Regions from separate parts of the Homo sapiens genome. Here all the other regions are linked to region 2. Evidence: chromatin loops called from intact Hi-C (ENCODE). Cell type or tissue: dorsolateral prefrontal cortex. All regions are shown on one strand.

What was found. Peaks named below come from ENCODE experiments on the same cell type or tissue, not always from the same donor. Only the 100,000 strongest peaks of a DNase experiment are listed, where the experiment ranks them.
Region 1: a loop joins it to region 2, with 2.0 times the contacts of the local background. A loop is called at or near these places in 4 of 110 quality-filtered maps.
Region 3: a loop joins it to region 2, with 2.3 times the contacts of the local background. A loop is called at or near these places in 2 of 110 quality-filtered maps.
Region 4: a loop joins it to region 2, with 4 times the contacts of the local background. A loop is called at or near these places in 6 of 110 quality-filtered maps.

What each region holds. Positions count from the first base shown.
Region 1 is chr1:96,819,692-96,827,691 of GRCh38, forward strand. It overlaps a transcript of PTBP2 not described here. Among named protein-coding and RNA genes, the nearest start is that of PTBP2, 100 kb to the left of the region's middle. In dorsolateral prefrontal cortex, no CTCF peak of the experiment used is centred here; a DNase peak (open chromatin) is centred at 3,550.
Region 2 is chr1:96,718,288-96,726,287 of GRCh38, forward strand. PTBP2 (polypyrimidine tract binding protein 2) reads left to right here and starts at 3,497. Exons shown (of 14, transcript NM_021190.4): 1 at 3,497-3,585; 2 at 5,277-5,307. The coding sequence starts at 3,578. RefSeq lists silencers at 3,263-3,462, 3,693-3,972. In dorsolateral prefrontal cortex, a CTCF peak has its summit at 3,146; DNase peaks (open chromatin) are centred at 3,494, 4,214 and 7,546; H3K4me3 peaks cover 3,720 bases; H3K27ac peaks cover 3,991 bases.
Region 3 is chr1:96,484,311-96,492,310 of GRCh38, forward strand. The region is part of intron 1 of LOC105378866 (a long non-coding RNA gene); the gene reads left to right. Among named protein-coding and RNA genes, the nearest start is that of LINC01787, 110 kb to the left of the region's middle. RefSeq lists a silencer at 3,183-3,477 and an enhancer at 3,991-4,490. In dorsolateral prefrontal cortex, a CTCF peak has its summit at 3,157; no DNase peak of the experiment used is centred here; H3K4me3 peaks cover 1,238 bases; H3K27ac peaks cover 1,751 bases.
Region 4 is chr1:96,591,671-96,599,670 of GRCh38, forward strand. No RefSeq gene overlaps it. Among named protein-coding and RNA genes, the nearest start is that of PTBP2, 130 kb to the right of the region's middle. In dorsolateral prefrontal cortex, CTCF peaks have their summits at 4,764 (motif pointing right) and 4,963; no DNase peak of the experiment used is centred here; H3K4me3 peaks cover 551 bases; H3K27ac peaks cover 5,968 bases.

The DNA of each region.
Region 1 (8,000 bases), 100 kb after region 2:
GGTTTTTTTTTTATTATTATTATTTTCCAGTTTTGTGTTGTTTTGCTTTTTAACTTCTGAGATTGCAGTGGTTCCAGATGGTTGAAATCACTAGTAGTGATTTACATGAAGCATTCATGTATTTATTACTGGTATATTCAACTATGGTGGAGGGAAATTGGTCGAAGAATTACGGTTAAAGAGCTCCTTTAAAAAGGAGATTTGTAGAATTCTAAAATGTGATTCTGATTCATATAGTCATGATTCTTAGAAATTAGCTACAGGAAGAGATAGAAACATTGCTATAGTTGTCTTTGCCCTAAGTTTGGAGTTTTATAGTGTAATATATATATAATAGCTCTAATTATAAATACACTTTTACTCTGGAAAAAGCATAGACATTGACATAAGAGACATTTAAAAACCATTATTTTCTCATCTGTAAAATGGAGAGAATTACTTCATATGTTCACTTATAAGGATTATGTGAAATACTGTTCCATTCCATTAGTAGTTTTTCTTTTCCTCTAATTGGGGGTGGGGGCAGTTTTTGGCATTCTATTTATGGAAGGTGTTTTTTTCCCTAAGATCATTTTGATGTCTCAGAAGACATTTGCTATGTACGTTGGACATTTGCCATGTACATTGTAGAGAATACAAAGATAAACAGAACCACAGTACAGCTGGTTCTATTAGACATTGAAAATGCATATTCTAGCATATTTAATATATTAGGGAACAATTTAAGCATAATGTGAATTTCATGTTTACTGAAGATTTCATCCTGAGAAACAAATGAAAGCAGAAAATTACAACCAACTGAACCAGCTGTGTAAGAAATATATATATGGTGTGCACACATGTACATACCTCAGACATCTATTAGCATTCTCAGTTTTCCACAAGTTAAAAGCCACGCTCATCCATATCTGGTGCTAATAACTTCCTATCCAATTTCAGATAGCTGTTTTCAACACATCTGACACCTTCTTTTTTTCAAGCAAACTTCAGGTCTTTTTCAAGATAAAGTCATTTATAGTAGTGTCTATATATTTCTTAACCATTTAACATGTAAACTGTGCTGCCTTTTAAGAAATTAATTCTATCCTTTTTAGTGTCAGAGTTGAAGATTTTGAGTGTTGTGCCCTAACCTTATCATTTTCCTCATAAGTCCTGTGGTTTTTATTGTATGATTTTGCATAGTGTGGCAATTCTTGGAAATGCTTATGTTGTGTTATAGTATAACTGACTTACTACTTTCAAATAGCTTCTAGTCTGATTCATGTTATGACAGTATACAGTATAGCAAAATAAGGACATCAGGGAACAGGAGGCTGAGCATATCACCATTTACCAATGGTAGCTTGAGCAAGGCACTTCATTTATCGAAGTCCATTTTCTCATCTGTACAATGGAGGTGATGATAGTACATGTCTTTTCTGTCTTGTGTTATTTGTAGTTTCAAGTAAGATATGAAATATGCTGTAGAAATACAGGGTTGGGAATATCTAGTGGTACAAAAATCAACTTTTGGCCCAATTTTAAGGTGAGATAATTATGAGACATTTTTCGACCTCAAAGTCTTTGTTCTTTTCTCTCTACACCATTGTGAATAACACAGTGTATATATGAGATTAATTTATTACCTCGACTTTCCATTTTTGTTTTGTAAAGTAGTTTAATTTTTTATATCTATTTATAAAGTTAACTGCAGGAGTGTACCTGCAGTTAACTTTATACAGTTAAGAAGAGGTTGGTTTCAGTTTTAAAGATTGTATGTCAGTGTAAAACATCCATTATTATGCTTTCAAGTAAAATAGCTCCTAAAAATATGGATTACTATCAACTTTCAAGGAAAATAGCTCCTAAAAATATGGATTACTACCAACTTTCAAGGAAAATAGCTCCTAGAAATATGGATTACTAGCCACATAAATTGCTAACATTTGCTTTTATTATTATTATTATTATTATTTTAGACACAGTCTTGCTCTGTCACCCAGGCTGGAGTGCGGTGGTATTATCTCGGCTCACTGCAACCTCCACCTCTCGGGTTCAAGCAATTCTCCTGCCTCAGCCTTCCGAGTAGCTGGAATTACAGGCACCCACCACCACACCCAGCTAATTTTTGTATTTTTAGTAGAGACAGGGTTTTACCATGTGACCAGGCTGGTTTCGAACTCCTGACCTCAAATGATCCACCTGCCTCAGCCTCCCAAACTGCTGGGATTACAGGTGTGAGCCACCGCTCCCAGCCTATTTGCTAATATTTAACCTCTTGAGAGTCTTTAATTCTTTTTTTCAACAAGTGTTCATTACCTGCTATGTGCCAGCTTAGATGCTTTGGATGAAATACAGGTTGGTGCGAAAGTAATTGCGATTTTTGCCGTTAAAATTAGAAAAACCACAATTACTTTTGCACCAACCTAAATAACTAAAACACAATTTCTTCCTATCATGGGGCTTTCAGTTCAGTATGAGATAAGTAAAGAATTATATGGGTTGATAAATTTTCTGGAGGAACTATTGGGTGTTATTACAGTGTGCTCAATCTTTAGCAGTTAGGAAAGGATTCTTGAAGGTAGTTGTATTACCTGGGTTGGAGGTAAGTGTTGGGGACACAAGTGTTAGAAACAGAACAGTTTGTTTAAAAGTTGGGGACAAAAAAGGACCAGAATCAAGATTACGGCACCCTGGAGAAAGTTAAGCATGGCTCGGTCATAAATTAGGAGACAAGGAACAAATAGAGAAATACGTTTGGATAGAATAGTCAGATTATAGGCTGTGCTAAGTTGTTTGGGCTCCACTAGGGTTTCTAAATGCAGTTATTGGTAAACTGGACTTAGGAGAAGGGACAGGGTTGACATGACAAATCTAGTGAATTTATGTTCATTAAAATATCCCTTTTGAATTGATTTAGTTTTTGTATGTTTCTTTTTTATAATTCCAAAAAATCATACAAATAAGTTAAACTTATCCATCTAAAAGCTGCACACAAAACTTGATGTTAGATTCTTTTAAAATTACAAAATTAAGACTTCCAAAAGAATCTTGTTGAATAAGAGTAAAAGAAAGACCCTTACTCAGTAAAGCTGCGTAATACTTTGGCAGTTTGAACCCATGGCCATGCCTCTCTGTGTGATAAGGATTTGGCAAAACCATGGAAGAAACATGCATGTTTTTGAATTGTCTTTCCATGGTAACTTAAAACATTTTTTCATGAAACATGGATATATATCCTTAGAAAACTGCAAAACATAAAGCTTGTAAGTTATAAGACAAGATTTATCTCTTTTTTTTTTTTTTCTGAGAGAGAGTCTTGCTCTGTTGCCCAGGCCGGAGTGCAACAGTGTGATCTCTGCTCACTGCACCCTCCGCCTCCCGGGTTCAAGCAATTCTCCTGCCTCAGCCTCCTGAGTAGCTGGGACTACAGGCGTGTGCCGCCAAGCCCAGCTAATTTTTTTGTATCTTTAGTAGAGACGGTTTCACCATGTTGGCCAGGCTGGTCTCGAACTCCTGACCTCAAGTGATCTACCTGCCTCAGCCTTCTAAAGTGTTGGGATTACAGGCATGAGCCATGGCACCCGGCCAAGATGAAATGTCAAGGCCATTTTAGCCACTATGCTTTTAAGACTACTTAAAGCTGTGCTTTCAGGTCTCCCCAGGAATACTTGTTCACTCTATACTATTGCTGCTGCTGTTCTGGCTTGAGAATTTTGAGAATCACTAAGATACAATTTTAAGTTTTGACATGTAAATTATTTGGTTGAGTAGAAAGAATTAATGTAGATAAGCAAAAACCCCTTTATAAAAAATGCTTACCCTTTAAAAAATGTTGAATCCTCACAGTATGATTAAATACTACTTGTAAAAGTGTCTGTTAACCATAATGTATTTTTTAGATAATTTGAGTAGAATTATACGTGCAATATATTCTTGAGTTTGTGACCAACAAAGAAACAGATTAATGATTGAAAATTCACCATACATTACTACCTATGTCTCTCCACCTGCTATCTACTTCCAATTTTTTATATATATAAAAGTCATTAAAGTCATTTGTAATTGAGTTTGTTTTTTTTTCTTGAGACAGGGTCTCACTCTGTCACCCAGGCTGGAGTGCAAATGGCATGATCACAGCTCACTGCAGCCTCAACCTCCCAGGTTCGATAGATCCTCCCACCTCAGTCCCCCACAGGCATGCATCACCATGCCTGACTAGTTTTTGTGTTTTTTTGTAGAGACAAGGTTTTGCCATGTTGCCCAGACTGGTCTCAAACTTGGGCCAAAGCCATCCACCTGCCTCGGCTTCCCAATGTGCTGGGATTACATGTGTGAGCCACCACACCCAGTCATGAGAATTATTTTAAATCAGGTAAACAAAATGTCTGTGGGAATATTGAGCTTTATGATAGATACCTAAGTTTTCCCAAAAATAATTGTGTTAGCATTTCAGTGAATCACTATACTTAACCTAGAAATCTAGGTTACCAATAACAGTCTCTTTCAGGTTTTTTTCTTTTCCTGTGTCTTTCTTTTTACTAAAATCATTCATAACTGGGATGACTTATGGAGTTGATACCTTAGGTCAAATCCCAATTTAGAAACTCCCAAAAGCCTGTCAAATTTTGACACATACTTTAAATGAACTGTTATTGAGTAGATATAATTTAGTTGTAATAGTTTAATAGTGTTTGACCTATCCAAACAGATAAAAGAACTCATTTTATTCAATCTGTATTTAATATATTTACTGCATAAATCTCAGACCCTCTTCGTCTAGCACATGGCCCTAATAAATGAAAAATAAGTGGCAAAATCAGTCCAAATTTTGTTTTCACTTATCTATTTTCACTAAATTGTGTATCTAAACACAATATACACAAGTACTAATCTGCCAGTAACAAGGTTTTCCTTTTTTTTTAAGAATAGCTAGGATTTTGTTTTCTGCTGGGGTTGGAAAGCTGAAGTATGTGGTTCCTTGTAGAATTGTTAAGGCAAACTATAGGAAGCAATTGAGATTATAAAACAAGACACACAAGAACATAGCAACATTATTTAACATGTAAGAAGATTATGTAAGAAGAAAGAACACAAACATGGTTACGTATGTCCTTTTCCATCTGCGCTACTCTCAACAATCAACTTCATGCATTGGGATCTGGAATCGTGGTGAATTTTTCTCTTTTCAGCTTCCTTTTAAAAAAAAAGTATTTCCTAAGAAGCCAATAACAGCTATTTGACAATTTGCTGAAAATTTGAGGTTCAGTATAAAAAACTAAATTTATACTGTTTTCATTTGCTCTGATGAAGACATGACAAAATCAGAATGGTGTTCCTGCCCATGGACTTAATCTAGCTTTGTTAGATTTGCAGTGCAAGAAGAGGACATACAACCAACACTAAAAGTAAACCATCCATCTGGTAGTCCTTCAGTGAAAAAAGAGGATGGAGCAAGGAATGTTTTTTGAATTTTATCCTTCTTGGTTCTGGCCCCTTATCTAGCTGTCTTATTTCTGACACAATTTTATATTAACATTTCTTCTGTCTTTTAGATGTAAGTCTTACACATTTTTATCATAAGATCTAAATGCATTTTTGCACTAAAGAGCCAGAACTTTCAGCTGTCCCCCATCTTTGTCCTGAAGTACCAGCACTGGAACTTCTGTTTTCATTTTTCAGATTAGGGCTTAGTAAAGCTTCAGGAAATGACACTCCTGTTGGAGCAGTGGCAGCAGGAAAACAAATCTGATGTCCAGTAGGCTGGATTTAAAGGTGTGGTCTTGTAGTAAGTAATAGCTAGAGCTTAGAGAATATTTTCTAGCCACATTCACTATGCCGAACTCTGTATGCATTGGCTGATTTAATTCCTGTGGCAAATATTACTTCCATATTAGAGAAAACAGGTTCAGTAGGTGTTAACTACCAAGGTCATATAGCAGATGGTAAAGCCTGAACCTGTATTTTAAACTCTGATTCTCCCGCTGTCATCCCAGGCCACAAGCTTTTAGTGATAACACTTTATCATAAGCCTCCATAAATATGCAGAATTTTCATTTGACACATTTATTTATCCTGTCTCATTGCCCTGCCTACTTAAGGCTCAGGTAGGGACAAACAAACACAAAGCTGGGCTCACTTTCCAGTGGAGGTGAGCCAGTTGCAGAGACCAGGTGATAGCATTCTTTGCTTTTTACTCTTCAAGTTGGGTAGGTACACCAGAATCTCGACTCTGCCTAAAAGGAATGTATGTGTGTTCATATATGTGTGTGTGTGTGTGTGTGTGTGTGTGTGTGTGTGTGTGTATGTATAAAATAGTTACAGTCTGCTTCAGCCATACTAGCTGCTTTCTAACAACATATACACATTTTTTGTTTTTGGAGTTAGGTTTTTGTGTTTCTCTCTCCCCTCAGCTTGCATGCTTCTAGCTCTCTGATCTCCACATATCTTTCCAGAGTCATTAAATTTCCCCTCCTCTGTAGAGCCCTCTCTGATGTCTAGAGACTACATGGCTTTCTGTACTATTTGGCTGATCACATTATTCATTCAAAACAGACTTTATGAATGACCTCTGATTACCAGGAATGCATTTGTAATTAGGGCCTGAATTTATGATTCTCTTATTTGTGGCCCTTGGACCAGTATCAACATTACTTGAGAACTTAGTATAAATGCATATTCTCAAGACTCACCCTAGATCTACTGAAATACAAATTAGGAGGGGTGGGGCTCAGCAATTTGTTTTTTTAACAAGCCTTGCAGATGACTCTGATGGACACCAAAGGTTGAGAATCATTGGCTTATACAACAAGGCCACTGATTTTCCAACACTTACTACCTGTGCTGGCTGTGAGGCTCTGATCACCTAGTATGTCTGTTACTTACCCCAGTGTAGTGAAGCCTCAGTCCACTCTGAGTTTTGCAATATGTTCACCTCCATTTCCACTCGGAACCTATTTGTACTAACTTCAACATCTACAGACCTCTGATTTCTCAAGGCGTCAGCCTACACTGGCTTATAAAACAGGCCTTCAGTGACCAGTTTCTTTCAACTTTCAACACTACCTTTGGTTTTAGCACATTAATAATAGCTACTATTTAAGAATTGCAGCTGGGTGCGGTGGCTCACTCCTGTAATCCCAGCACTTTTGGAGGCCGAGGCGGGCGGATCACGAGGTCAGGAGATCGAGACCATCCTGGCTAACAAGGTGAAACCTTATCTCTACTAAAAAAATACAAAGAAATTAGCTGGGAGTGGTGGCGGGCACCTGTAGGAGGCTGAGGCAGGAGAATAGCGTGAACCCAGGAGGTGGAGCTTGCAGTGAGCCGAGATCGCGCCACTGCACTCCAGTCTGGGCGACAGAGCGAGACTCCGTCTCAAAAAAAAAAAAAATTGCTTTTGGCAAGCTCTATATAAAGTACTTTATACGATTTCCAAAGTCACAGAGTCTGTACGTGGTAAAGCTGTAATTCTAACAGCAATTCTTTAGAGCCTGCACTCATCTGCCGCACTTCGCTCTTTCTAACCCTTGAGTCAGCCAAGTGCACTCAGATCACTGCCCACAATGTCCGTTCCTCAAATCATTTCTCATCTTCCACCTCACACTCACCCATATACTTTTCTGTGCTTTTTTTTTTTTCTGAACCAACTTCACCACTGCTACTATCTCCTTGACCTTTTTAGTGGGCCTGTGGAACGCTGTTCCTCATGCCATGGTAAACAAAACGTATCCTTAATGTTCATAAAATGTGTCTTCCTTGATCTTGTCTTAACCAATACTAACCTAGTTCTGCCCATTTTGTGTGCATCCCAGAGGATCAGAAAGTAGTGCATGTTCTTTTCTCTCAATGGCTGCTTCTCGTCATATTCTACTTTCAAGTAAAAATTCTTGCTTCAATGAAACATTTACATCTGACCATGCTCTCTTCTACCCATTTTCATCTTTACAACCCAGCAACCTCCTGTTCACTCCACATTCATTGAAAACTTTTGCACCTAGCCTTTTGTCCATTATCATCCA
Region 2 (8,000 bases):
CCTCATTTTAGCTTAGCATACACTGAAATTTAATCATTGTTCACATAAGTGTAAATCTCTGTAAAAGGTCAAAACATTTACCATTCAGATGGGAAAGAACAAATCATTATACTGCAAAAAGATATGGGTATGAAAATAATACTGTACAGGCACTTCACTTTTTATTGCCTTATTTTGTTAGGAATCCATAAACACTAATAGAATCTTGTCATATATTACAAAGGTTGGCCATCTGCTAATGTTGAGATTAATAATCTATCCCATGGTTAACTCATAAAATCATACAAATTTAGATTTGGATAGAGGTTTAGAAATTTATCTATGACATTTTCCCAGATTTATTCCTGTAGATACCAGCCAATCTAATTACTTTAGTGACACGTTTAACCTTTGTGAAAAATCTCTATATAGATTTATTTTTATGAATATTGTTGGCTGTTAAAATCTAAGCTACAAATTTGTGGCCTGTTCCTTCTCAAACGAATAATAGTAATAACAAAAATAATAAGCATGATGATAACACTCTTTGCTAAGTATTTACTGTAAGTAAGTAGTTACTGAGCTAGGGAGGTGCCTTAGATACGTTAAGGTATTTAATTCACAGTCATCTAGGATGAAGGCCCTATTTTTTTCTTTTTTTCTTTTCTTATGAGATGGAGCCTCTCTCTGTCGCCAGGCTGGAGTGCAGTGGCGCGATCTTGGCTAACTGCAACCTCCGACTCCCTGGTTCAAGCGATTCTCCTGCCTCAGCCTCCTGAGTAGCTGGGACTATAGGCACGTTTCACCACGCCCGGCTAATTTTTGTATATTCAGTAGAGGTGGGGTTTCAACATGTTGGCCAGGATGGTCTCAATCTCCTGACCTCGTGATCTGCCCGCCTCGGTCTCCCAAAGCGCTGGGATTACAGACCTAAGTCACCGTGCCAGGTCCAAAGGCCCTATTTTTAATCCTATATTCAGCAAAGGAAAGTTTCCTGGAGAGGTTAATGAACATGCCTAATGTCACACAGGTATTAAACGAAAGAGCTCAAATCTGAATCCAGGCTTTAATCAATATGCTTTTGTGTACACTGTTGCATTAGCCTCATTCCTGACTCATGCTATGCTTTGTCCTCTTGTTTTATTCTTATTTCACTTCATGTCTTAATCTAGTACTTTATGTGCCTTGACTTGTAAATTACCTTGCATTTTTCCAAGAAACTGTTAGCTTAAATAAGCAAGCAGATTAACTATTGTATGTTTGTGGTCTTGTACCGTATTCGAAAAAAAAATAAAGAAAAATGTGTTTTTGTGAACACTGTAATTTCTTCTGCTGCCTAAGGACAAGCTTCCCTCCTCATAGAATGGTTTGTCTTTGCCAAGATAAAGTGAGAACCAATCAATCAATATCGATCGAGCGAATGTGGGGAATACCAAGAATTAATACCATAGTTCCCGCCCTTTGGTAGCTTGCACATTCAATTGTTGAGTGAAAACACATGTATGAAACCACAAATATGTGAAAAGTGATTATTAGTGGCACTAATAACAGATCCTTTATTTTAAGGTTTAAGGTGAAGTGGTTATTGTAGGAAATTTGATATGTGGTTTTTTTTTTTTTTTTTTTTTTTGAGACAGAGTTTCGCTCTTGTTGCCCAGGCTGGAGTGCAATGGCGCGATCTTGACTCACCGCAACCTCGGCCTCCCAGGTTTAAGCGATTCTCCTGCCTCAGCCTCCCGAGTAGCTGGGATTACAGACATGCACCACCACCCCGGCTAATTTTGTATTTTTAGAAGAGACGGGGTTTCTCCATGTTGGTCAGGCTGGTCTTGAACTCCCGACCTCAGGTGATCTGCTTGCCTCGGCCTCCCAAAATGCTGGGATTACAGGCGTGAGCCACCGTGCCCGGCCTTTTTTTTTTTTTTTTTTAACGATTGACAATCCCATAGGCAAATCAAGAATTTGTAAAAATTTGGGTGCTTTGAAGAGTTCTATAGCAAAGTGTTTGGACAAGATGCTCTTTAAGGGTCTATCCAATTTAAAAGTAATATTATTTATGGCCGGGCACGGTGGCTCACGCCTGTAATCCCAACACTTTGGGAGGCTGAGGAGGGCAGATCACCTGAGGTCAGGAGTTCGAGACCAACCTGACCAACATGGAGAAACCCTGTCTCTACTAAAAATACAAAGTTAGCTGGGCGTGGTGGCGCGTGCCTGTAATCCCAGCTACTCGGGAGGCTGAGGCAGGAGAATCGCTTGAACCAGGGAGGCCGAGGTTGCAGTGAGCCGAGATTGCGCCATTGCACTTCAGCCTGGGCAACAAGAGCGAGACTGGGTCTCAAAAAAAAAAATTCTAAAAATTATACACAATATCATTTAGTATATGAAATTCCAATTAGCAAAGGATAAGAGCTTTGCCTGAAGGAGACACAGAAAAACCCAGAGTGAGTATTGAGAGTAACTGGAGGGACACAGGGAGTATTTGTCATTTTTCAGAATTAGAAGTGCATTTGTCCTTGTGTGTGTTGGGGGTGGAGGTGAAGGGTGCAGGAGAAGGATGGGTACTGGCAAAGTCGCTACTCACTGAGCAAATTTTCAAGCGGGTGCCTTTCCCAATTTTGTTGAGCCTCTGATAAAAACACGTTGAAGTAAAATGTCCACTATAGTATCAAGTAAAAATTGAGACCGTAAGATATAGCAAAGGGAGTCAATTTGCATAGCCCATTTTAATGCTTCTACTTTCTCTAACCAATCTGAAGACTCAGTTGTTCCCACTCCCATCTCCACTTTCCCTTTCATGCCTCCAAATGTTAAACTCCAACTATTGTAGCATTTTAACACATGGCTCCATTTGTGTCTATTTCCACCTAGCGTATTGTGAATATTTTCTACAGGCGCACACTAATCACCAACTGAAGTGAGAATCACATTTTCCTCCACTTGGCTTGGTACTACAGGTCTTGAAGCAAAAGCCTGTATTTCAGTCTGAGGAGTTCTACTTGCTTGAGAAAGTACTGTTGTTACCAAGTGGTCTCGTTCAGTGGGGTAAAGATTTTTGTTTTAGAGGCTGGAGCCGGTCTGCAAATAAAAGATGGCTTAGGAGAAAAGCTATCCAATGTTTTTTCCTTGGCCCGCATAGGTTGACGGTAGCCAAGCTGGTACTTGGCTTGGAGTGAAAAGTGGAGGCTGCCTGGGGGCGTCCTGCAGTCAGGGCAGAGAGAGTGTGGAGAGCTGTTGGGAGGTGTCCCACCCACGCCCCCACAAGGAGGGGAAACCAGGTCGCCGCGGTCTGCAGCAGAACGCCAGGTTCCAGAGGACGGCAGGCGGAGGGCGGAGGGAGAAAGGCGCGCGAAGGCGCGGAGGAGGCGTCGGCTGCGGCGCCCACTCCCCCTAGTCCCAGCGCCCTGCCGCTCGCCTCCCGCTGCCGGGCGCCGGCGCGCTCGGCTCTTTCCGCCGCCGCCGCTGCCGCGCGGTGGCCCGTGCGCCTCGGCACCTTCGGCAATTTCCGTCGGGCCCCAGCCGCCATTTTCTCGCCGCTTGTGTGGCTCGCTGGCTGCGTGGCTCGGTTCTTGTGAGCGAAGCTTTGTCCGGTTCGGCAATGGACGGGTATGTAATCGGGCCGGCGAGAAGGTGTGTGTGAGAGAGGAGTTGGACCGTCCTTCGGCCCGGTCCCGGGCCGGGGAGAAACCCTCCCGCGGCCCCTCCCAGGGCTGGGCTGCCGTTACCCAACCCCCGCCCCATCGCACACACCCCTCCCTTTGCTTCCCCCGGCGGGCTTTGGTCGAGAAAATGAGAAGAAAGCGGGCTTGGAGGCTGGGGAGGCATAGGGGCGATGGCGGGGGTGAGGATCCCGGAGTGGGAGCGGGCACCGGCTTGGCGGCGGGGGATGGGGTGGGAACCCCATAACGTCTCCCCGGTCTGTCCCTGCCCCCTCTAGGAGCCATTTCGATCCGTACCTTGGGACCCGACCCTTGGGTTAGCGGTGCCTGTGAGAGCGAGTGGGATGGGCAGAGACAGGCCTTTGGATTGGGGGAGCCTCTAGGGGAAGAGGAGAGAGGCACCCCATGTGGACCCCAGCCATGAGCAACCTCTCCGGCCTCGCCCGGCCCTCCGTGGTCGGGAGAGATGCCGGTGGCGGGAGCTCCGGGGAAAGCCTAGTGGGAGCCGCTGGGGAAGGGGGGAGGGCGTGCGGCGGCGGGAGGAAGGGGGAGGGCAGATGTCATACTCCTTTGTTTTCATTTGAGTCTGGTAGTGGGGGCGGGAGGGAGGAAAAAATGCCTTTTTGTGGGGACTGAAAACATTCAAGGCTTGGCAAAAGGGCCCAGAAATTAAATCATCTAAAAAACGAAGTGTTTGAAGCCGACATCAGTCACATGGGCAAAGGCCAACAGCAATGGCAGAAACAAGAGCAGATAGTCAACAAAGGGCTATCTCTTTAGCTACTTTGGTCAGTTTCTGGAAAAACGACTATAAAAACCCAGAACCATGCTGCATCTTTGCGAACCTGAGTCAAGACGGAATGCTGAGTGAGGTGAGAGGCAAGACTGTGAAATGGTAGGGACCGATGTCTCGCTCATATGCTTCACACCTGAAAAGACTCAGTAATTTAACTCAATGTTAGAAAGGGGGCACGCTTAAGGTCAAAAATACAGCAGTATGCAGCTCTTTTGGGAGTGTAAACATAGTATCATTTAACAAGTACATTTATTAAAATCAGTGAGTATTTGAAGAATCAACAATTTGGTTAAGCGCCTAGAGTTTGGTGTGTTTTAAAAGGTACTAAAAACAAGATTTTATAAAAGTTAACACAGTCTCACAGAATTCAAATCATCCTAGATGTTACCTAAAGATTATTTTCCAGATGAAACAAATCCAGAGAAGTTCAGTATTCCCCCCAGATCAACACGGAAATTGATGTCAAAACTTGCACTAGAATTCATGTTTCCTGATTCCTGGTTCCTGTGGAGACTACTAAAGAGTTTAAGCGTTAAATTATTAATCTCAGTATACTGGCATTGTAGAAATGGCATAGTGTTTTGGGTTTTGTTCTTTTTGGCTATTGAATGTGTTGTTAAAAAATACCACAAGTTGTCTCACATTTGAAAGTTACTTTTAGAAAACCAGGTTGGTAACAGTACAGGTAAGTCACGGATCATCTGTGGTATTTTTTATCCCCATCTGTGTGTGAGTGGCTGGAAGATTTATGAATGATGGACTATCCTAAAAAGTTTTAGAGCCAAAGAGTGAGTGATTAGAAGAATAACAGGAGGTTGAAACTACTTATTTTTTCTTTGCAGAATCGTCACTGAGGTTGCAGTTGGCGTGAAGGTAGGAAAATACTATGTTTGAAACTGGGATTGTTGGATCTATTATCATAATTACTGGAAAATTTTAGCTTTTGCTTTTGAAAACTATAACGTAGCTAACAAAACCCAAGTGTAAAATGTTTCCTTTCATTTGTAAAGTTGGACCATATAAACAGTTTGTAATCACCATAAGTTTTTCTAGAACTGTCAGTCTGTAAGAATAACCTTTTAAAGTAAGTATGAATGATCAAGAAATTGAAAATGCTTTCACACATGGCTTCTTGTAATATAAAACGATACCCCAATTTTCTGAGGGGAAATAATGATTTTAAATGGATGGTAAGTGGTTTGACCTATATCTTATAATTTTGTTAATCTAAGTTTTTTGTTTTTTATTACTTTTTGTCATGAAAATGAATATATTTTGGTTAATAATAAAGCACATTAGAAATGAATTACACTGATCCTTAAAAAGGAAGTTGTTGAGGCAGTTAGCTTCAAATTTGAATTAGAAGTTAAGAGCTGGTTTGTCTATTAAAGAAAGTCTTTATGGTAGAGATCCTTTGGAATCCTTCCTTTTTGGCTAAGAAAACTACTCATCGTTTAAACTTTAGTTCTAATGCTTAACATTTTCTTGAGTACTTGCAACTTTTAATGTCATGATGTATTGTAATTTTTTTTTGTTTTTTGTTTTTTTGAGACGGAGCCTCACTCTGTTGCCCAGGCTGGATGCAGTGGCACGATCTTGGCCCACTGCAACCTCTGCCTCCTGGGTTCAAGCAGTTCTCCTGCCTCAGCCTCCTGAGTAGCTGGGATTACAGGTGCGCACCACCACGCCCAGCTAATTTGTATTTTTAGTAGAAATGGCATTTCACCCTGTTGGTCAGGCTGGTCTCAAACTCCTGACCTCATGATCTGCCTGCCTCTTATGATCTGCCTGCCTTGACCTCCCAAAGTGCTGGGATTACAAGTGTGAGCCACCGTGCCCGGCCTGTATTGTCATTTTTCATTTGCAAGCCTCTCTGTCCTGAGAGGCTTTCTGCTTAGTCCAGTGATGCTGACTGTTCAAACATTTTTTCGAATTCTTAAAATTGTATCCATAATGGGGGGAGGGGGAAGGGATAGCATTGGGAGATATAGGGGGGAGGGGGGAGGGATAGCTTTAGGAGATATACCTAATGCTAAATGACAAGTTAATGGGTGCAGCACACCAACATGGCACATGTATACATATGTAACAAACCTGCACGTTGTACTCATGTACCCTAAAACTTAAAGTATAATAATGATAATAATAATTGTATCCATAATGATGTGGTGTTCTTTCAAATACTTTTGGGGATGGTACTGTGTTTTCTTGCTTATTTTCTGTCCTCTTTCCTATAGTGAAATAGATATTTGCCCATTCTTTAGGCTTGTTTCTTGAGTTCATTTTGTACAGACTAAAGGAGGAATAATACGCTCTTTTTGGTGATAGTATTTTCCAAGTTGAGTTAGTCATGGGATTTAAAATCAGGAATAGCTAAAGATTGCAAAATGGTAGATGTTGTAGGTTCCATCCAAACAGATTTCTGTAAATTTTGTAAAAGAATAAATGATACAAGTGTGAGTTGTCGACTGTTAGTGGAAAAGGAGAGGAGTTTGTAGACAAGGCTCAGAATGAGTAGACAGGAAAAAACTGAGGAGACTTGGAATAGGATGTCCAGGTGTAATGTATTGGTTACACCAGTTTTTTTTTTTTTTTTTTGAGACAGAGTCTCACTCTTCGCCCAGGTGGAGTGCAGTGGCACGATCCTGGCTCACTACAAGCTCCGCCTTCCGGGTTCACTCCATTCTTCTGCCTCAGCCTCCCGAGTAGCTGGGACTACAGGCGCCCACCACCACGCCCGGCTAATTTTTTGTATTTTTAGTAGAGACGGGGTTTCACCGTGTTAGCCAGGATGGTCTTGATCTCCTGACCTTGTGGTTACACCAGTTTTTTGTTAGTTGTTTGAGGAGAACACTTTAGAAGATGATAAAAAAAAATTGCAAATCGTTTTTAAAAATCCATTGTTTAATATAAAAGTCTGAATAATTAAAGTTAATTTAATTTTCTGGAATAATGGTTAAGAATTTTTGCTTTGGTGTCAGGCCTGTGTACAAGTAATTAAGTGTTCTTTAAAACTTAAAACATTTGTGAATTTGCTTTAAAGACACTGATGCATGTGCATATTTAAAAAAATTCAGGCCGGGCGCGGTGGGTCACACCTGTAATCCCAGCACTTTGGGAGGCCGAGGCGGGCGGATCACGAGTTCAGGAGAGACCATCCTGGCTAACACGGTGAAACCCTGTCTTTACTAAAAATACAAAAAATTAGCCGGGTGTGGTGACGGGTGCCTGTAGTCCCAGCTACTCGGGAGGCTGAGGCAGGAGAATGGCATGAACCTGCGAGGCAGAGGTTGCAGTAAGCGGAGATTGCACCACTGCACTCCAGCCTGGGCGACAGAGACAGACTCTATCTCAAAAAAAAAAAAAAAAAAAAAAAAAAAAAAAAAAAAATTCAAACTGCTTCACAGCTTTTTTTGCTATTTCTTAGGTGTAGGTAATTGTGTTAAAATTTTGTGCCTTTTTTCTTGAAATTATTAATTTATATATTAGCACACATATAAACATCTTTATTTACGTGATTGAATTCAAACTATTGTTTTGGCCCACATCTTGCCTTTTTTTTTTTT
Region 3 (8,000 bases), 230 kb before region 2:
TCTTCTTAAATCCTAATGCTTCATTCAGCCGTTCAAAACTACTCACAGATCCCCCATGACCCATGCCTTCATGCCATTGCACATCCTGTTTCCTCCTTGAAATATCTTTCTTTTCCCATATCACTTCCCCAGTTCACTTGGTAAAAGCTTCCTTATCTTTTGAGAATCTATTAAATTGTTGCATTTTCTATGAAACATAGAAGTTAACTGGCATTCTCTCTAGAATTTTAATGAGTCTTTCCTCTTTGCCTCACTATTCCTTGCACAAGTTCTATCATAGCACTCATGACATGTTATTGTTTATATGTCTGTTTTTCTTCCTCAATCTTTGTCACCAGAAGGCATAAAACAATTACTATTTTTATAATTGGCACTTAAGGAATGTTTGTGGAATAAATGAATATTGGAAGGTTGAGTATTCTCCCTAATTTCTAACCTTAAAAAATTCAAACAGAATTCTTATTTGTCTTTTCTCTATTATTCATTATTTCAGTCTATCCCCATACTGACTCCTCTCATCATAGCATCTTTGGTGCCCCTCACCCATCTCACTGGTGGTGTTATCCAGGATGTCCTATTTAATTCAATAACTTACTTCCCCTCACCTTCTTTTGACTTATTTTTTATCTGACTCATCCATATTCTGTAGTCCTACTTTGTATGTTTCTCACCTGACAGATTTCTCTTAACAATTTTTTATGTGTCTGTTAAATACTTTGCTCATTTCTAGCACTCCACAAATACTAAATGTACCTGTTAAAAAGCAACGATGTCTGCTAAATCGATATCTAGAGGTACCTTCTTAACAAAACAAAACAAAAGCAGTATAATATAATAGTTAACAAAGACAATACAGCACAGCAGATTGGTTAATGGGCAAGGCTCTGCAGTCAGACAGTCCAGGGTTTGAGTTCTGCTTCCAGCCCGAATTCATTAGGTGACTGACCTTCGGCAAGTTGCTTAATTTCTGAACTGGATTGTTCTTCTGTGAAAGAGGATAATCATGTCTACTTGTTTGCATGATTTTGAGTACTAAGCAAAATTATTCAGCTGAATGTGTAGCCAAGAGCAAGGGCAAATAATTAATAAATGATGGCTGTTATTATTATAGATTACTGATTATTGTTATCGATTGTTATTATTGATTCAATGCACCACTGCTGCTACACTGAAAAGTATATGGAGACAGTTTTCCCTTTGGGTTTGGGGTGTGGGCCAAAGTGTGCTTATGAAACTGGTTTTCATTTTTTATACAGTCAGTCATGCACGACATAACTATGTTTGAGTCAATGAGGGGCCACATATAAAACAGTGGTCCCATAAGATTATAATGGAGCTGAAAAAGTCTGATTGCTTGGTGATGTCATAGTCGTCATAATGTCGTAGTGCAACACATTACTCACATGTTTGCGGCGATGCTGATGTAAACAAACCTTCTGAACTGCCAGTCATATAAAAGTCTAGCACATACAATTATATAGAATACATGATAATAATGAAAGTAAACAGCTATGTTACTGGTTTATGTGTTTATTGTACTATACTTTTGTCATTATTTTAGAGTGTACTCCTTTTACTGATTAAAAAAAATTAAGTGTAAAAGAGCCTCAGGTAGGTCCTTCAGGAGACATTTCAGAAGAAGGAAGGCATTGTTATGATAGGAGAGGACAGCTCTATGTGTGTTATTGCCCCTGAAAACCTTCCAGTGGGACAAGATGCGGAGGTGGAAGATAGTGATATTGATGATCTTGATTTTGTGTACTCTTAGGCTAATGTGTGTGTGTTTGTGTCTTAGCTTTTAACAAAAAAGTTTAAAAAGTAAATAAATAATTTTTAAAATAGAATAAAGCTTATAGAATAAAGATATAAAGAAGAAAATATTTTTGAAAAACTGTGCAATGTGTTTGTGTTTTAAGCTGTATTGTTGTAAAAGAGTAAAAAGTTTATAAAATTAAAAAGTTGCAGTAAGCTAAAGTTAATTCATTATTGAAGAAATAAAAATATTGTTTTACAAATTTAGTGCAGCCTAACTACACATGTGTAGAAAGTCTATAGTAGTGTGCAGAAATGTCCTAGACCTTCACATTCACTCACCACTCACTCATTGACTCATCCAGAGTAACTTCCAGTCCTACTAACTCCATTCATGGTAAATGCCCTATACAAGCATGCCATTTTTTAGTGGGTTTTTTTTTTTTTTTTTTTTTGAGACAGAGTCTCCCTCTGTCACCCAGGCTGGAGTGCAATGGTGCAATCTCAGCTCAGGGCAACCTCCGCCTCTCAGGTTCAAAGCGATTCTCCTGCTTCAGCCTCCAGAGTAGCTGGGGTTACAGCTACTCTTACTGTACTTTTTCTATGTTTTTATGTGTTTGGATACTCAAATACTTACTGTTTTGTTACAACTGCCTGCAGTGTTCAGTACAGTAAGGTGCTGTACTGTACAGGTTTGTAGCCTAGGAGAAATAGGCTGTACCATACAGCCGAGGTGTGTGTAGGCTATACCATGTAGGTTTCTGTTACTGCACTCCATGATGTTTGCAGAATGACAAAATTGCCTAACGACACATTTCTTAGATGGCATCCATGTCGCTGATGTATGACTATTAAGATAAGAGGCTCACTGAGAATCTTCGCTGTTGGTCTGTTTTTTAGCAAGGGTTTATGCCAATAGATGATCATTCTGCAGAATTCCACTTGGAATCCATACTGACTCCAACCCCAAATCAGAAGCCCCGGTATAACACTTAGCCTCAAAAGCCAAGCTATGAAAAGACCATGGGCAAACTGGAAAGCAGCAGCAGCATTTCTGGTGTCATTGTCATTGCAGTTGTTGTTTTTATTATTATTCTCCTTTTTTTCCAATAAAAAGCTGAGAATCACTAAATAAAAAAAAAGACTCTGTAGCCTCAATAATGTGATAAATGCCATTTGCACAGTCTTACTGTCGACCCAGGTAACAGCTTGTGACTTTGTCTTGGACAAAGGAAATCACTCTCTTTGATGAACACTTTGGGATGATTTCAGCTTCCAATATTCTCTTCCTCTTAGACAGCTACTGTAACAAAAGCCTGTAGGGAGAGCTAAAGCTTCGCCTGTTTACAATACCCACACACTGGCTCTCTATTTTAATTTTAAAAAACAAACTCAGAGCTCAAATCACTCTCATATTTAATATTTTGCCTTAAAATAGCTGTCTATTTTATTTTGCTTTTTAAATTAAAACGGCTTTATATGACAGGCAGCAGAAAAGAGAGAGACTGAAATGGTGATTCAGGAAGGAGTGGCTTTAACAACAGAAGCTCATTTGTTCCCCTTTTGAGGAAAAGAATGTGGTAACAGCTATGGCATTGTTGTTTCTGGCATGCCAGCTATAGCCCAGAACAGGACTACATGCCATTAATTTCAATAATTCCTGTATGTTTTTGAGGAAACACACACACACATACACACACACTCACGCACTGTCTTACTTTAAATAAATTCTACAATAAGCCACCTGTTCATTAAATATGATTACACAAATGTGATTTAAAATACTTACTGAGTTTTCCCTTGAATTCTCTTTTTAAAGAGAAATTGGAAGTCACCTGTAGATTCCAGACCATGTTGTTACCCCTTTATGGCTTCTTTCCAAACTCAAAATCAGTGGCACAATTGCCAGCCTGGGTTCAAGCCTTCCCTACCTTCTGAATAAGTTACCAACCAGTGAAACAGTACACAAAAGCACCTGCAAATCACATAACTTGGTCAATCACTTCAAAACCTCTCTCTGGCTTTTTGCAGGCTGGGCTTCACGTTGCCTGGCGCAGCATGCTGGTTGTGTTCAGCCATTATGCAATGATGTTCTATGTTGCCAGTAAACCATGGCTTTATGCCACCGTTCAGTATAGCAGCTCCATTTAGCTTCATTTATTGGATTTTTAAATCCTCTTATACAGTAGGTGTTGATCTCTCCTGAAGTTGTGATTACAGCTCTAACTATTGACACTTCGATCACAGCCAATCCCTCCATTCTTTGCCCTCGTGCTGACATGAAATGGTAGTTCTTCCAACTCTGTAGTCTCTGATTCTTCAGCCCCCACCCCACACACTTGGCCACACGAACATAATAAGGAGTACATATATGCTGATTACTTCATTCTCTTAGCAATTTGGAATCCTTACATTGCCTTCTCTTGCTGTGTTGCTTCTCTACAGAGACGGGAACTGTGGCGCTAAGTCTGACCACACACAGGGCTCTAGGATCCATTTACATCTAAAATGCTGCCTCTTTTCCATTCAAAAATTTGGTTTCTGACATTATCCACCTGGAATGTTGTCTACTAAGTTATTGAAATAATTGTGAGTGAGCACTTGTTTAGAAGAGATTCTACCTTTCTGTTTGTTGTCTAGTCTCAGGGATAAGATTTGCTGGATTTGCAAATTCCAGCACTTTGAGTGTAATGGGAACGAACTGACACTGAAAATCACAACGTCCAAGTTTGAATATCAGTTTAGCAATCAGTTAACTGTGTGATGAGTAAGTCACTCAACTTCTCTGAGCCTCAGCTACCTCATTTGTAAAATGAGAACTCAACTTTCTTCATAGCCTTATTGTGAGGCTTTAAATGAGAAAATATGTGTGGAAGTATCTGACACAGAGCAGATTGTCAGTTAGTTTTTATTTCATTTTCAGTTTTGCCCTTTGCTCTCTCAGGTTCACTAGACCAATTGTTGCCCATGAAAGACGAGACAATCATTCTGTCATATTTCTTCACCTTAGTGTAGGTCAGATTAAGGAGTCTGATCTTATCATGCTGCTAGTCTGACTTGTGTTACCCCTACTGGTCTTGTCTTGGTGCCTGGAATTCTCCTAGAATATACTCCCGTTAGTGGAAGCAATGATTCAGTGATAATGAACCCTGATGGATGTTTAACCTCTTACTTAGCTAATTAAGGAACTTTCAGCTCTAACATATATTTACATTGGTCTTAAAATATACTACTCCATTCGCAGGTTCTAATTCTTAGGAAAAAGAAAAGAGAAAAATATATATATATACTGCTCCAAGTAGGTCCAGGATATATGTAGAACAATCCTATAGAATTCTTACTGAAGAAATATATAAACCTTGTATATAAGCATTCTATACCTTTGGCAAAGGAAGAACTATTTAATGTAACATAATTTATAGAAAAAAATACCTAGAAGGCTACAAGTAGATGGGGCAGCTCCATTCCCTTTTGACAGTTAAGTAGATAATTGTCTTTTGGTTTGAAAGGACTAAATCAGTAGAGGACAATTCATATACTAATTGTACAAAGCACTAAGTTTGCTGTTGCTTTCTTCTTGCTTTTGAAATGTGGAAAAGACAAACAAGGAACCATTAAGAGAGACAGAGAACCCATAAGAAATTAGGTAACTGATTGTCAAAGTTCCTTGCTGTGACTTTCCTAGACACGAAAGCTGAAGTCTCATGAAAAGCAATTTATAGGCCAGGAGTGGTGGCTCACACCTATAATCCCAGCACTTTAGGAGGCCGAGGCAGGAGGATCATTTGAGGTCTGGAGTTCGAGACCACCCTGACTAACGTGGTGAAACCCTGTCTCTACTAAAAACACAAAAACATTAGCCAGGCATGGTGGTGCATGAGGATGAGGCAGGAGAATTTCTTGAACCCAGGGGGTGGAGGTTGCAGTGAGCCGAGATTGCGCCACTGCACTCCACCCGGGGCAACAGAGTGAGACTGTCTCAAAAAAAAAAAAAAAAAAAAAAGGATTTTATAAAGTATTAATGTTTATTATATAAGAGATTGGGGAATTATGTGTGGGGTGCTCAGTGTCTGAATGGTGAAATGCCTAAGAGATTCTGATATCAAATTAAACAAGTGGCTGTATTACAGGACCTTGAAGAATCTTTAATATGCTATTGTATGTTGTGGAACATCAAGAACTCAACTAAGTGTTCTGGTTTTACAAATGTAATTCTCCTCAGAACTTGTTTTTCAGAGAGCATATCAAAGGACTAGCATTCAATGAATACTTTCTGCTTTGAGAGACTCTGCCATAATGTGAAAGTCCGATCAATAGTGGCCAAGAGAAAGATTTTCTATACAAAACTAGCCTAAATTACCGCACTTCATAAGATTCAGGATATCTTTTATCCAAGATAGAAGCAAAGGTAAGCTCTAAAAAACAAAAAACAAAAAACAAAAAAAATCCAGGCCATGCATGCTGGCTCACGCCTGTAATCCCAGCATTTTGGGAGGCCGAGGCAGGTGGGTCACCTGAGGTCAGGAGTTCAAGACCAGCCTGGCCAACATGGTGAAATCCCATCTTTATTAAAAATATAAAAATTAGCCTCATATGGTAGTGGGCTCCTGTAATCCCCTCAGGAGGTTGAGGCTGGAGAATCACTTAAACCCAGGAAGTGGAGGTTGCAGTGAGCCGAGATCATGCCATTGCACTCCAGTTTGGGCAACAGAGTGAGACTCTACCTCAAATAACAATAAAAAAAGGAATCCAAAGTATCAAAATCTAGAGTCACTGTTAATGTATTTGGTGCTTGGTACTAATTTAGTGATTATAAGGGCCCAACAAAAAGACCCATAGTTAAAGTACTAGAGCAGATTTCACAAGATCAGCATTCTGGCCAAAGACCTGTTCCAACCAGCCACCAAATTATAACCATAGGCATGCCAATTAACAGCTCTATGTCTTAATTCCCTTATCTATAAGATGAAGTTGAAGTTTCCAGAATCTAGATGAAGGTTAAGCACCCTTCAGTTATATCATTCATAGAATTGCATCTCAGAGTTGGGAGGCTCCTCTTAGACAGGTAATGAATCATCCAGGTAATGAATTCCTGTTGCTGTCCCCAAGAGGTGAACATCAAGCTCTATTTAGACCTTTTAGGGCAGGAAGCTCACATTCTTGCAAGGAAGTCCATTCTGCTTTGGACAGATCTAGCTGCAAGGAAATTAGAACTGTTCCTTATTTTGAATGAAATCTCTTTCTATAACTTCCCTTCATTTGTCCTTATTTAATTGTCTGATGTCATAAAGAATTAGTCTGAACCTTTAAAAATGTGCAGGCAGTTATCACCTTCCATAAGTAAGTTCTTCTCTAGCATACATATTCCTAGTTTCTTTAACCATTCTTCTGACATAGTTTAGTTTTCCTCAACACACTGTCTTTTGAATATGCTATGGTTTTTCGATGTCTACATAAATTATGGTACCTCAAATGGAGTAAAATACCAGGCATGTGTTTTTTGTGACCAATTTAAAAGAGAACAATATCCTCACTTCCACGTTTCCCAACATTATATGTATATAATGTGTATATAGATGGCTTTGGCATTTGCTATGTGTGCTAGGCACTGTGTAACATGCTTTACAGACGATGACACATTTAATTCTCACAATAAACCTGTGAGGTAGGTACTTTGGTCATTCCCATTGTTTTAGATGAGGAAACTACAATCTAGTCTTCACCAGTGCCCCTCAAACTTTAATGTGCACAAAAGTCATGTGTGGTTTTTATTAAAATTTAGATTCTAATTTAGTAGGCTATCTGTGGGTCCTAAAGTTCTGCATGCGCCAAGGTGATATTGATGCTGCTGGTCCAGGGATCATAATTAAAGTAGGAAGAGTCTATATAGTGTGATAAAATTATATGAAATGACAAAACAGAAAAGCATTAAGCTCCAGCAGCAAGAAGCATTTTTAATGACGTTATAGATATAGAAAGTTTCAGAGAATTTATGTTTATTTGGAGAAACTTTTTTTAGCTTAGACCCTAATCAGGAAGATTTTCCTATACTAAGAACTGGCTTATAAAACCCTTTCTACCACTGAAGTATAAAATAATAACAACTGACATTTCTTAAGTACTTGCCATATGTCAGATCCTCTTCTGAGAAACTTCAACATCTCACATCATTTCATGCTTCCCACAACCCTGTGAGGTAAATCCTAACATTACCTTGTTTAAAAAATGAGAAAACCTGGGCAAAAAGA
Region 4 (8,000 bases), 130 kb before region 2:
GCATACCTGTAGTCCTAGCTACTCAGGAGGCTGAGGAAGGAGAATTGCTTGAATCCAGGAGGTGGAGGTTGTAGTGAGCTGAGATTGCACCATTGCACTCCAGCCTGGGCCATAGAGTGAAACTCCCCCTCAAAAAAAAAAAAAAAAAAAAAAAAAAAAGTGAGAAACTTGGTTCTCTTAAATAGTCAAGGGCATGATAAAAGTTAACAAAAAAACACAAGAAATTATTCTGACAAGGCACAAAATGTTTGTTTCCTGGGTAGATTACTCAAAAGGTAGAGAAAAACCTTTTATAATATAATATTAAGAGCAGACCAATATTCTAAAAAAACTTCATCCAAGAAAACCTTATAAATAAGTCCATCAAATTTTAGTTTGACCATGTGAGATCACTTTTCTGTAAACCTTCTACAACTTAATAATAAATTTAAACTTATTTTTATCAGTCAGTGTTTTAGTAATTTATCTTATAAATTAATAATAAATATTTATTACATAATTTACTTTAGCATAGGTCAAAGATTGCACATTACTAAAATGATATTAGAAACTATTTTTAGTTTATAGATACTATAAAACATAATTATTGTTCAAAAGTCTCCTCATAAAACTTTTATTCCACTTATGTCAACTTAATACATGTTCTTAAAAAATTATGCTTAGATTGTTCATGAAAATTTTATGAGACATTAAACAAAGCTAGTCATCATTTTGAGTCATTTCCCTGTTAACTATTTTTATAATACATGCATGTTAGGAAAGTATCAAAATAATCACAATAGAAAAAACCTTAAAAATTAAATACATGTGCCTATGTTTTATTTACTACTGTGCTTTGATATATATATTGAGCCATTTATATTCATTTTTACTGCATCTTTACTTGTCCACTTGTTCTTAGGTTGAATTTATAGTTTTTATAATCTTAAATATCTAGTAGCTATAATATCACCTTATTTGACTAGTAAGCCCAAGTAGGATAAAAATAAGTGCTCATATTATACTTTATTCTGATAACTCACAAGGCATGCCTATTTTTATTAAACCAACAAAACCAAACTAGTTGTATTAGTCCATTTTACATTGCTATAAAGGAATACCTGAGGCTGGGTAATTTATAAAGAAAAGAGGTTTATTTTGGCTCACAGTTCTGCAGACTGCACAAGAAACATAGTGCTGGCATCTGCTGCTGGTGAGGCCTCAGGAAGCTTCCACTCAAGGTGAAAGGGAAGGGAAGCCAACACGTCAGATGATGAGAGAGGGAGCAAGAGAGAGGAGAGGTCCCAGTCTCTTTAACAATCAAATCTTGGGTGAACTCATTATTGTGGTAAGGGTACCAACCCATTCATGAGGGATCTGTTGACACGACCAAACACCTCCCACCAAACCCAGACTCCAACACTGGGGGCCACATTTCAACATAAGATTTTGAAGGGGACAAATATCCAAACTATATCAGTAGTCCTACTCAAATCACTTAAATTTGAAAAACATTCGGATTAATTTCCATATTTCTTGAGTTGTAAGAGTATTTCCTTTCTAATACATAATTACTTAGCCTTCAGCCAATTTGAACAGTTTCTTTAAGGAATTTTATAAATAAACTTGTTAATACCATCAGGAGGAAGAAAAATATCACATATACATAACCTACCTACATGCACATATAAACATACAGGCAGACACAAATGGAGACCTCAGACATTTCATTCTAAAATTTTAGCCATGATGCAGGTAAACACAATAATACAAAACTCACTGGTTTATGTATGATAGTTGGCTCTCATCTTTTTCTGAATTGTGTTTTTGGCAAATGAAAAAAATTAAGATGACCTGCCTAATATGACAACTAGTTCTTTTTACCACTATTTATAGAGGAAACTCAAGATTTTCATTTGCTTTGATATGTAATCTTATGGAGGCTGTAGACTAAATTTTGGGTATTGGACCTTTGGGAAATACCAAGTGATTGGTTGTTTCCAAAGTCCATCTGAGGAGGTAAAATATTGAGCCTGTTTTAAATTAACCTTTTTTTCTCTCTCTCTCTTTTAAGCTTCAGGTGGCTGTGTTGGGGGCTCCTAAATCCCTTGAGAGCCCCCTATGGGAACAAGGGACCTCAAGTTCAAGTGACTGTAGGGAGTTGAGCAGCTGGACTGGAGAGGGAAAAGTCTGGAAGGAGCACACAGAGAAATAGAGGATGTAGGGTCTTTAAAGAGGGTCATATCAAAGGATTCAAGAAAGCTGATGGGAAGATTGAAGGTAGTAAAGGAAAAAAAGAAGAAAAGAGAAGAGGTCTTAAATGAGCTTAAATGTGGGTAGGTAATAAGTGAATGAAGTTCCAAATTATCCTTAACGAAATTATGCAAACAAGAAAGGAAGCAGACAGAGTTGGTGGAGCATATCATTAGGAGGGTTTGAGGAGGTGGTTGAGTTTTAGTAGACTGAGAATTTCCTATGGGAGAAACAGGATGAAATAGAATAAAGAAGCCTCAGAAAAAAAAATTTTCTAGCCGAGGAGTCAAGGAGTGAATCTCCACTTGAAATAAGGAGGCAGGAAGAACTTCCAGCCTAGGAGATAACCTTTCAGACAAAGATAGCATACTCGGAGTCTTAAGAATCAAAACCTGTCCTTTCTGTGCTTCAATGGACAGTGGTCTGGAGCACTGGCTCCAGAGTGGGACTCACTAAGGCTTCCTGAAAGACATCAAAGATGTGCAGTTGGGGTCTTGAGTGAGAGACCTGGGGGTTCAATCAGCAATCTGATCCCATCCAAGGTTGGGCATTGTAACTGTTAAAGACAATCTCAGCCAGACAGTAGTCAGAGAAGTTAAAACAGATTTTATTAATAAAATATTGCAATAGGGGAAAATAGGATAGAACTGAATACAGCAAAGACAAATGGAGATTCACAGCCAACAAGCAGAATGAGGAGGTCAGTGAATGGAAAATTACTACAAGAAGTCATCAAGGGTGGAAGGATTCTTTCTAAACCAATTTAATAAAATTATTGCTGAAGGCAAGCCAGGGTGATAAGATATCAAGGCTGGGGGATGAAAAGCTTGATCAGATATTGAGGGTGAGACTTTCTCCCTAAATTGATTCAGCAGGATTCTTGCTACAAGTGGGCTATGCAAACCCAGCAAAGACAGGGACCAAAGTCAGGGCCCTAGAGAAGAGGGCTCAGAGGAGCCTGACTAAGTTTGGTCAGGGAGTCTTTGTCAATATGTAGATTGGGGCACTAAGGCAGGCAGGAGATTGGAATTAAAAGAAGCGACTACACTTCAGCATTAGAAACACATCAGGATGCCTCCATATGAGAGGTGGCAGATAAAGCAAATGTTTTTTCAAGCACCTGAACAGTGGACAAAAATTTGAGCTAATTCAAAAGTCTAAACTGGATGCAGAACTGAATCCATTAAAGTCTGAAATCACAGCTAACTAAGCGACAGCACAGCAGTGTCAGGGAACAGAAAAGTGTTCCTGTTCTGATAGTTAATGGGTTCAAAAGGAAGTCTGAGGGGTGTTGAAAGATACATTATGCACATTAACGTTTTAAAGAGTTTACTTGAGTAGACAATGATTTAGGAATCAGGTGGCTCCAAACAGAAGTGTTTCAGAGGCTCAGCCCAAGGGCACAAGAGGAAGGCTTTTATGATCAGAAGCAAGGCCAAGAAATTATTCAATTCGTTAAAGTGCAACAGCAACCTTATTTCCATCGTTCCACTAGGAAGTCACTAGTTAGAGGTTAGTGGTTTCTGATTGGTTAAGCTTAAGTTTTGTTTTTCTAGAATAGCTATACTAAATTGGGTTTCAGTTTGCTTAAGTAGAAACCCAGAGCCCTGGAGCTGCTTCAATCTAATGCTCTCCCAATTAATTTAAGGCAATGATGGAAACATTTTTATTTTTTATTTTTTGAGACAGGATCTCACTCTGTTGCCCAGGCTGGGGTTCAGTGGTACAATCAATCATCGCTCAGGCTGGAGTGCAGTGGTACAATCATGGCTCACTGCAGCCTTGACCCCTGGGCTCAAGCAATCCTCCCACTTCAGCCCCTGAGCAGCTGGGACACAGGTGCATGCCAACACACCAGCTAATTTTTAAATTTTTTTTTAGAGATGGGATCTCACTATGTTGCCCAGGCTGGTCTCAAAATCCTAGACTTGGCTGGGCAGAGTGGCTCACTCCTGTAATCCCAGCACTTTGGGAGGCTGAGGAGGGTGGATCACGAGGTTGAGAGATTGAGACCACTTTGGCCAAGATGGTGAAACCCCGTCTCTACTAAAAATACAAAAAATTAGTTGGGCGTGCTAATGTGCACCTGTAGTCCCAGCTACTTGGGAGGCTGAGGCAGGAGAATCGCTTGAACCCAGGAGGCAGAGGTTGCAGTGAGCCGAAATCATGCCACTGCACTTCAGCCTGGTGACAGAGTGAGACTCTGTCTCAAAAAATAAAAAAATAAAAATAAAAAATCCTAGGCTCAAGTGATCCACCTGCCTTAGCCTCCCAAAGTGCCACAGTTACAGGCATAAACTGCCACACCAGGCCAGAAGGAAACTTTTGCTATCTTTTCTATGTTCTGTGAAAAAAAAAAAAAAAAAATGATCAAAAGCTCTTAAGATTACTTCTGGGCAGAGATTAGATGAAGGGAGGAGGCTAAACAGCCTCCACTGTGTCTCTGCACTTAGACCTTCCCCCTTTTCCAGCCACATTCTCCTACTTCTGATATCCGTCCCACCTCCAGGTCTGCCCCTAGGGGCCGCTGTCACAGAGAAACAGCTGTGGTTGTGTTTCTTATATTACTTCATTGGAGTTACTGCTACATGAGGACAAACGTAGAGTGCAGCTCACTGGGTGGCAAATGCTGCATCTTGAGCCAGACTCACCAGAAATAAATCAGTCTCCAACTTCACGCTACACCTGATTTGAAACACAAATTCCAGCTTTAGCAGTCTTAAAATTGTACTTGTCATGGGCCTTCAAGGACTGTCTAGTCCAGAGTTACTCAAACTCTATTGAGCACAAGAATTACTGGGCTACTTTTCAAAATTGCAAATTAATAAGTCCTACTCCCAGAAATTCTGATTAGGTCAGTCTTGGTTGGTACTCTGGAATATGCATTTGTAATCAGTCTTCCAGGAATATGCATTTTTAAGAAGGCTTCCAGGAGATTTGGATGAGTTCTCTGAGAAATCCTGCCTAGTTAAAATTACAAATGTCAAAAACTCCTTTGAATTCCAATAATCTGTTATCTAGATCAAATTGAAAGTATTAGACCTATTACAGGTATTACAGGACAGTGCAAAATTGAGGAGTGAAAAATCACATGAGAATAAATCCAACTAGGGTATCTCTAAACCATGAAAATGTGGGAATACAATTTACTTAGAAACCTCTTTTATAAAATGTAAGTTTTGAGAGTTTTTCTTAAACCAAAACCTCTTGCCATAATTGCAGGGAAGGAATGTTGCTGCAAAGCCAACAATTGAAACCTCCGCTATGTACCACGATAGTAAGGTTCCTGATCCACCACAGCCAAATGTATTTTTCAACTCCCCAAATTAAGATAATCTATAAAGAAATGTTCATTTATTAGCAACTTGTGTTTGACAGTTTATTTCATGTCAGCCTCCAGCTTTCCTTTGCAAGCTTATTTGCATAATGTGTTATTATGTCTAAATGGAAAACTAAATGCCTCCATGTGGTCTTTAAATGACAAGTGCTTGTCAGCTTCATGCAATATTCAGAAGTAATAGATCCAAATCACAACAGCACTCACTGAGATGTTAAAAAAAACTTGTTGTGTATCCTTCCTTGACAAATTTACACTTTGGTACGGAATTGTCAATTAGACATTCCATGTGTTAAACAGTTTAGTTCAACTGTGAAGGAATTTACTGTAGCTTTATTCTACAGTGTTCTAAGTAATTACAATTCACATTACAATTTTTTTCATTATTTCAAAGCAGCTCAAGAAATAATCTCCAAATGACCTTGGCAAGATAGCTCCAAGAACTTCCGTTTAATTATTTTAGAATATATGAGAGTTTATGACAATGTTTTTAAGAACTCTGAAAAATCCATTGTGGGACTCTAAAAATGTTTTGGCCTTAAACTTCATGTTTTAGGATCAGCAAAATGGTGCTAATTTTTGGTATTTAACAAGAAACACACTATTCTAGAGGAGTTTTTACTGCATCAGGTTTTTTTTCCCCACATATATTTAGAATAGTTCTCATTTTAACATACTGATTTAACATTAACATTTAATTTAACATTCACACCAACAACTGAATCCATGAAACTTCCTCCATGTAAGTCACTGAAAAGAAGTAATTTTGTCTCAAGGCCCTTTTTCACTGGGAGACAACAGAGAAGAGAATGTAGCTACGAAAGAGACATTAATGCGGCTTCTCCAGCTCCATGCTATCTTCCTCCCCTCCCACTTGGATGGTGCTACAAGAAGAGCCCAAGCCTGAGGTTGTAGATGACTCTTAGTAAACCCAGTCCTGGAAGATTCCTAGAAAAGAGAAACATACAAAGGTAGTAGAGGCTTAGGACCCCTGGGTTAGAGAGCCCAAGGATCTTAACCAAGAGGAAGCAGAACTGCGGCTCCCTTGGGGAGACAAGATTGACCCAGACTCTAAAGAATTGTAAAAGAAGGACGCCTGGTTTAATCTACAGGCATCACTCAGACGCTCTCCATAAACCGAATGGCCAGGAATGCAATGAGAAAACTGACAATCTGACTGATTTCCCCAGCAGATCCCTCAGGACTTAGCTGATTTGGGACTTAGAGTGATGAGAGTCTGCACCCCAAGTGCCAATCGGTGGGAAATGTGCTTTTAGGGCTGTTTGACCCTCATCCTGACCCTAGGAAGTGATGATGTATTCAATAGGTTTTGTTTGGAAGGTCTGGAGACTGGTGATGGATGGCAAATGAGTGGGCAGAAGCTGACCTCAGAATAACAACAAGGACTCAGTGAATCCAAATAATAGCCTATTGAAGTCAGTTCCTAAGAGACTCAAAATGTAGCCACAGAGAAAGAATTCAAAACAGTTGTGATGAAAAGTAAGCAGTTGGAGAGACTGATTTATAAAGGAGGAAAATAATGGATCCAGAACTGTGGGAATTATGGTACGTTAAATACAGAAGGTACCTTCAAAATATGTTAGTCCAGTCTGCTTATTTCACAGATAACAAAAGAGAGGTCCAGAAAAGTGAGTTGCACAATGATTTACCCAGCTTCTTAACAGCAGAGTTGGATCTGGATTTGGATCATGTAGTCAGCGGTTGTGGTTGCTTTTACCATGCCTTGTTGGTGAAAATATCAGGTTACCCAGGCCCTCTCCAATGCTTTAGTCACAAATTAAAATAGACTTAATGGACAGACAATAAATCCAATCCTGTCTCGTTTACTGTCCAAGATGTTCTTGGCAGTTTATATTCTCTTATTTTATTAATATTAATATTATTATGTGTTATAAACATAGTATCAACAAAAAATGGTCTATTCCAAATGGTGAGTGAAATTGCTCTTTTTTCAGAATCTTGTCAAACGCATCTGATTACAGTACATGTCTGTTCTATTCTCCCTTTAGCAGAACAAGAACATAAGATTAGTTTATTAAAAAATCAGCCAAAAAATCAATAGTTATTTTTTTGCACCCACTTCACTCATTCATTCAACAGAAACATATTTAGACCTATTACATGCCAGGCATTGTTCTAGACACTGGAGATACAGCAGTGAATAAAACATGAGGCATCTCTACATTTATAGTGCTTATGCTCTAGAGAAAGAGACAGTGAGTACACAAAATAATTAATAATATATCTCAGGGTCGGGCATGGGGGCTCATGCCTGTAATCCCAGCACTTTGGGAGGCTGAGGTGGGTGGATTGCTTGAGCCCAGGAGTTTGAGACCAGCCTGGGCAACATGGCAAAACCCTGTCTCTACAAAAAAATACAAAAATTAACCAGGTGTGGTGGTGTATGCCC